Regions from separate parts of the Homo sapiens genome. Here region 2 is linked to region 1. Evidence: chromatin contacts called from ENCODE Hi-C data. All regions are on one chromosome and are shown on one strand. Each heading gives the region's core, a stretch centred on a gene start or an enhancer-like site at or near the end of the contact. The rest is flanking DNA. Distances are from core to core; before and after follow the strand shown.

Region 1 (3,587 bases), core at 567-3,066:
CTTCTAGCAAAAGCATTGAAGGTGCTGCCTGGTTGCTTCTTGTTGCTTATAGCAAAATGTGAAAGGACAGAGACATGCTTAAGGAAGAAATGTTAAACAAAAAGGAGTGCTGGTTTTGGAGATTCCTAGATCCTCCAAGGGTAAACAATGCCAAAATTAAGAAATAGCCTTGGAACAAAGGTAAAATCCAGGGTACTCTCTGGAAAACATGGTCTAAAAATAAAACTGGAAGTATGACTGTAAAATCTTTTGTTAAAGCCTCAGAAAGATCCAAGGTCATGCTTCAAAGAGCTGTTCAGTCAAGCAACAGAGCTTTGAAGAAGCTTAAGGGCACTGTCCCTCAGTAGTCACAGCAGATGTCCAATGTTAGGAAGGGCTTATCTCAAAGATATTTTTGGACAAAGCTTTGGTGTAATGGTGTAATGGGGTAAACCTTAATAAGAATCAGAGAACACTCACAAAGTTTTAAAGAGAATTATATTTATGGGAACATTTCCAGCCTGAACTGAAAGGGGCAGAGACAATACAAAATGACAAGAGACCTTTGGATCTCCAAAATTCTACTGGCAGGAAGAAAGCTGAAAAAATCATGCACCTGGAAACAGAGTGTTTTTTGTGGAAAGGAAAGATGACTCAGAGGATAGAACCAAGAGCCCAGGGGGGAGAGCCAAGAGGTGCAGAGAATTATTCCCAGACCGAGTCCTAATCAAGGAACTTGCAACATGTCCTTAGGTATATTTCAGAATTGTTTATGGAACAGCGACTCCTTTGTGCCTGTTTTCCCCTTTCCTTGTACAGTAATGTCTGTAGAGGTTATTCTACTCATTCCCACCATTGCATGTTGGGTGTATCCGTGGCCGATATCTTTTCTCTTTGGTTCACAGGTCCTCAGGTTGAGAGGAACTGTACTCCAGAAGCTATACTTAAAGAACTACATCTGAGGAGCATTATGTGCACCTGGACCTGGACCTGATCTCAGTGATGAGAATCTAGACTTCAAACTGATAGTGTAATGGGATGAGACTTTTAGGGGCCTTGGGAGGAGTGAGTGTACTTTGCATATGGGAGGAATATCAATAGTTGGTGGAAAGAGGGAGAACTGCAGTAGCTGTGAAATTTGTCCACAAATTTTTTGCTACTCCTTCCTTTCAAAGGAAGACCCTATTTCCCTTCCCCTTGAGGGTGAGCTGCTTTTACTGTCTTGTTTCTAATGAATAGGATAAAGAAATTCATCAGTGACTCGCTTCTAACGAATAGAATAAAGCAAAAGTGATTGTGACATTTCAGAGACTAGATCATAAAAAAGACAGTGCGGCTTCCTCTGTGCTCCCTCTCTAGTGGAGCACTCACTCTGGGGTAAGTTAGTTGTCATGTCCTGATGGCATTCAAGTAACCTATGGAGAGGCCCACAATTTGAGGGACTGAGGTCTTCTGCCAGCAGCCACATGACTGAGCCATCAGTGAAGCAGATCCTCCAGCTCCATGCAAGCCATCAGGTGACTGCAGACAGTGGCAGATTTGATAGATGAGACTTCTTTCTAGGCAGGCTGGCCACCCTTTTCTTGAAAGATTCTGTGTGGTTTCTGGCAGCTCTCTGTGTGTGAGCAGGGAGGGGATGGCCAAACTTCCGCTGTCCTGGGCAGAGCACACCAACATATCTACTCTATCTTTTCCAGGGGAAGGGTGGATTAACTAGCACAGGTCTTGTTTTAGAATGATAGCACCAAGCAAGGAAATTCTAGGAGGAGTTTTCAAGCTCCTCTACTCTCAATATGGAAGGCTGACTAAACTGGTGACTTTGAGTGTGTGTGGGAGCCACCTAGTATATCTCATGACTCAGAACTTACATGAGTCACTTCTAAGGCTAATAATGAGCTTGCAAGGTTAGAAGGGCTGTGTCTCCCTAAAGTCTGCTTTTAGACACACATGCACCAGCCTTGTGCCTGTTCTAGGATAGGTTGTGTGCTTTGTCTTGGGTACCCTGCTATCACTGTTGAGAAATTTCTCAGTCCACTGGGAGAAGAAAATTGTTCATTTCCATGCTCACACTTCCTCTGCTCTCTCTGTCCTGATTGGCTAACCATGGTACTGGGGTGAGAAAGCTGAGACTAGTGGTGTTGCTAGAGCGAGGTTGTCTTGACTTAGAAGAGCTGATTGTGAAATTTTCAGAAATTTTGCTTGCTGATTATTAGTCACAGCCATTATTAAAAATTAATGTACATGGCATGAAGCATATATGGCAAGATGTTAGTGAATCTAACTGGTGTGTATATGGGTGTTCAATGTGCTATTTTTTCCTATTTTCTGTATGTTTAAAAGTATATATTTATTTTTTAAAATTAAAAAGGCAACACAAACAAAAAAATTAATGTACATGAACTTACTATTAAATGCATTACATTAAAACATAGATAGCAAATACTCAAAACTAATCAATCACTTCCTAGTTATTTTACTACACTCTTACCTACACTTTTTTTTTTTTTTTTTTTGAGACGAAGTCTTGTTCTGTTGCCCAGGCTGGAGTGCAGTGGTGCAATCTCGGCTCACTGCAACCTCTGCCTCCTGGGTTCAAACAATTCTCCTGCCTCAGCCTCCCGAGTAGCTGGGATTACCGGCATGCACCACCACACCTGGCTAATTTGCCTGGCAATGTTGGCCATGCTGGCCATGTTGGCAAGGTTGGTCTTGAACTCCTGACCTCAGGTGACCCACCCACCTTGGCCTCCTGAAGTGCTGGGATTATAGGTCTTATCTACACTCTTGAAGTTATTTTGTCCATTCTGTATGTATGGTGGAAATACTGAATATACATATAATGGTATGTTCCTGTACTTCTGCTCAACTCTGCATTCAGTGATACAACATTGATAGCATGAAATCAGCCATTGTGGGAGTATTTGCAGCATAGAAATCAGCAAATGCTACAGGTCTGACTTTTTTTTCTCAGAAGAGCTGGTTGTTAAGCATTTACCAGTACATCACTGGCTGGCACCCAACTGTTGATACAGACAAGGGTGGACTTCATGGCATCTCACAACTTTTTAAATTGAACCTTGTTTCAAGAGACTCAGCTAGGTGATCTTCAAACTACAACAAGTCTAAATGGATGAGATTAACATTCTCCTGCTGGAAGGACTCTGTGAAACCCTGCCTGCTCTTGCAGGTCAGGATAGGGACCATACAGAGCCATGGGTGCTGCCAATCATTCATGCATTCATGACTTAGAAGAATCCTGTCATGTACCTCTCCTAGGGCAATTTGGAGGTCAGGTCAGTGGCTGTCCAGTCTGCCTCACCAGGCAAATAGGCATTCTAGAAAGAATTGTCTGAGAGGGATGGAGAGCAGCTGCTCCATACAGTAACCACAATGACACCATTAATCTCACCCTAGGGTCTTGAGCCTTTGCAAATAATGCTACCTTGGCAAAGAATGGCAGAATCTTAAGTTTCAGGGGGTATCTCAATCTGAACTTGTGTGTGGGGCCATCTAGCACTCAAATTTTCCTGCTGGCACTCCCATTATTTATGAAAAAGTAGACAAGTGGGACTTTGATTCAGTGGCAGGATGGGATCACTACCCACTCC
Region 2 (3,587 bases), core at 410-2,909, 460 kb after region 1:
GATGGGGGCTGGGGAGTAGGTCTGACTAGCGGTGAAGGGGGCTCCCTGGTGGACAAAGTTTGGTGCCAAAGGGCAGGGGCACAGTCAACAGTGGGCCTTGAGGTTCCAAGAGGAAGTAGTCACAGGATATTAATCAGATGGGGCAATGCTGCTGCAGGGAGTCAGCTACAGTTGGATTTAGCGTCTGGAAGAAGAGCAAGTGTCATGTAGAGAAGGGCCCCAGGGTGGAATGCGGAGAAATGAAAGGTTGGTACAAGTAATGTTGTGCTGGTAAATATTTAACAGCTTGCTCACGGGGAGGGGAAAAAAATCTCTGATTTGTAGTGTTGCCAATTGCCATGGTATAAATACTCCCACAGTGGCTGAATTCAAGCTATGAATATGACATCACTGGATACAGCTTTGTAAAGAGATATGCACATGCAGTTCTCATGAGCCAATGTGAGCCTTGGCCTGGGCTGGGGGTCAGAATCAGAAATTTATTTATTGGAGGGGGACTGGCCAGTAGATGGAGGATGAGTGGTGACTGAGGTTGCTTGTGTCATACGGCCTCTGCCTGCACTGGCTTGGAGATCTGTAGGCTGATTTGACACCTGCAGAGGAAGGAGAATACGAGTGGTTTTGTGTGTGTGTGTGTGTGTGTGTGTGTGTGTGTGTGTGTGTTTGTGTAAGTGACTGGGGGTCATGGAGAAATACTGATAATTTTGATCCTTAAAATGATAGCCAGTCGGGTTCAGTGGCTCACACCTGTATTCCCAGAGCTTTGGGAGGCCAAGGCAGGTGAACCATTTAAGCCCAGGAGTTCAAGACCAGCCTAAGCAACATAGCAAGACACTGTCTCTACAAAAAAATAAAAAAATTAGCCAGATGTGGTGGCATATGCCTGTGGTCCCAGCTATGTGGGAAGATAGCTTGAGCTAAGAAGGTGGAGGCTGCAGTGAGCTGTGTTTGCACCACTTCACTCTAGCCTGGGCAACACAGTGAAACGCCATCTCATTAAAAAAAAAAAAAAAAAAGATAACCCCACTTCTATGTAGTGCTTTTCTGTGCCAGGCCCTGTGTAAGCATTTTGCATGTATTCATTTACTTGACCTCAAAACCACCCTGTGAGGTAGGTTGCTATTATTATCTCAGTTTTACAGATGGGGAAAATGAGGCACAGACAGATTAAGTAACTATCACATGTCACATAGCAGTCTGGCTCCAGTCTGCTTTCAGTCGCTATGTTGCACTGCCTCTTGTCTTACTTCCCTAATGGAATCTTCTTGAAGTAGACCTCTTGCCTGGGCCCGTAGTACCCAACAGGGCTCTCTGGCCTGGCCTGCTGCTCCTAAAATGCTTCCTTCCACCCATTTCTCTAGAACGTTCCTGCCAGCTGGGGCAGCTGCATGTGACCTCTCTGGGCCTGACGCCACCCACACCCCAGCAGACTCAGCTCTCAGCTTTATTCTTTGTGACAGTGAGACCTGGGACGATGATATGTGTGTGTCGAGGTGAGGGGTGGCTAAGCATGGGTGGCCTTTTGGAAGAGGGAGGCAACTCTGTCTGGGAGGAGGAACAGGAAAAGGAAAGAAAATGAGCATGAAACCAGTGGAGGAGGGGTGGAAGCTCCAGTCTTGCGCTTGGCCCACGCTGCTCTCAGCATTGCTGTGACCTGTACACACACTCAGGGCAACGTGAGGTGGGACTCGCTGAAATGTAAACAGGATGAGAAGATATGGGCTTCTGCAGGAGGCTTGTGGAATTGACTCATCATTTATAGCATGTGTGTATGTGTGTGTACATGCACAGGCCTGCTTACACACCCATATTCAAAAGAGAGACTGTAGCTGAGTGTGATCAGCCAGGTACATTTGTGGGATGCTGTGACTGTGTATGTCAGAAACATTGACGTCCTTGACTCCTGGAATTTCCCTGGACCTCTGGAAAAACCCAGGGGAGGTTTGGCAAGAGCTCCAGAGAATGTCTGAGAGGGTGCCGAGAGGGCCAGACTGGCTCTAGGAGGGGCTTTCCTCTGTGCTGAGATTACCAGCCCTCCTCCTACCCCTATGAGACAGCAGTCCTCAGCCTCCAGCACATGCCTGGAGAGTGGTGAGGCATTTCCTCTGAGCCTTACTCCGCAAAGGGAAGAGACAAGACGTCTGAGGAAAAGCTTGTGAGGAAACACCTGGGGTGAGCACCTGGACTGGCCTGGACTTGGCTGTCCCCGTTGTTGCCTAGAGCCTCAGGAACAATCCCAACGTCCCAGCTCTCTCCCAACCATGTGGTGTAGAGGAAGGAGAAAGGCCTTTGCAGTCCATCGGGATCTGGATTTTAACCCTTCCTCCATCACGTACCTGTCTTGGGACCTTGAGCCACCTCCCTCACAAGACTGAGCCTCTGTCTCCTCATCTATAAAGAGGCGTTATCTGTGTCCATAGAGAGCTTTCTAGGCATGAGGACAAGAGATGTTGGGTTAATCTGAAACAGTGGGTATGAATAAGGAGGACTAGTACTCAGGCACTGGGTTTGGGGCCTGTCAATCATCTGTTGATGTGTAAATAAAGAAGAGTCCAGCAAAGGGTCAAGTGCAGGATGGAAGACCCTTTCCCATCCTTCTTGCCCTAAGAGAGAGGAAGAGCTTCTGGAAACCCAGATTCTTGGCCTGGGAAGAGGTTGCTTTCAGTATCTGCCCACAGAAGGGGAAAGAGGAAGTGAGTATAACTGAAAGCTCTTTGAGAACAGGGACTGGCCCTCCTGTTCATTTCTGTGGCCCCCCTTCCCCCAGTTACCTAGCACTGGGCTTGGCAGAACATAGGCGCTCTGGCCACATTTATGAACTAAATATACAATCTCATTTGCAACCTCACAGCAACCCAATGGGATAGTTACTATCATCCTCCATTTTACAGTCATAAAGTGAGGGCCAGGAAGGCGAATGCATCTGCTCAGGGTCAAACTAGCTGTAGTAGCACAGCAGGGATGCAGTCTGTGTAACACAAGTCCATTCTTGTTCCATTGCACCACTCTGCTGTCTTCACCCCTAACTCTCTGTGATGCTGCCCTGATCAACACTCTGGCTGGTGGGGAAGGCCACTGGGTCAAATGGAGAGCCCCACAGGCAGAGATTGGTGAGGGGTGTGGGTGACAAAATTTCAGGCCACTCCTGACTTGAGCTGGATCCTAGCTGTTCTATTGCCACAAGTGTCCTAGGATCTCAGAGTGTGCTAGTAGTGGGCAAGACCACCTCTGATGAACACATACAATGAGGGACTATGGGGCAATGAGATGTTGGGAAAGGGAAAGGAAAAGGTGTGGGAAAGGACAACTGCTGAAAATAGCAGAGACAGGCACCCTGGCCTTCCTGGTTATCTATTGTATCTAAAGATACAATAAAGTACTTTGAGGTTCTTCCTGGAGTCTATCATAAGTCCTTCCTGCTGCTATCTAAACCCATTCTTTCTAGCTTTATTGCATCTGGGCTTCTATACAAACAACTTTTTACTGTACTTTAAATAACATCCTTTCAGGGGCTCTGGCCGGCAAAGAAAACTCCTCTACTCAAGCCAAGAGTGAGGAGAACTTGCACCAACTCTACCCAAGGAAAT

What was found. A loop is a pair of places that touch in the nucleus more often than their neighbours do. Pooled maps may share reads with other maps.
Region 2: a loop to region 1 is called in a map with no recorded cell type, with 17 times the contacts of the local background. The contact joins two enhancer-like sites. A Hi-C loop is called at or near these places in 2 of 37 single-sample maps with no recorded cell type and 2 of 50 pooled maps.

Annotation. Positions count from the first base shown.
Region 1 is chrX:68,570,100-68,573,686 of GRCh38, forward strand. No RefSeq gene overlaps it. Among named protein-coding and RNA genes, the nearest start is that of YIPF6, 73 kb to the left of the region's middle. RefSeq lists enhancers at 1,508-1,802, 1,572-1,821. Within about 2 kb of position 1,817, at least 2 of the 41 ENCODE cell types and tissues checked have a DNase peak (open chromatin) inside an H3K27ac peak, as active enhancers do.
Region 2 is chrX:69,025,897-69,029,483 of GRCh38, forward strand. No RefSeq gene overlaps it. Among named protein-coding and RNA genes, the nearest start is that of PJA1, 140 kb to the right of the region's middle. RefSeq lists an enhancer at 2,444-2,633. Within about 2 kb of position 1,660, at least 7 of the 41 ENCODE cell types and tissues checked have a DNase peak (open chromatin) inside an H3K27ac peak, as active enhancers do.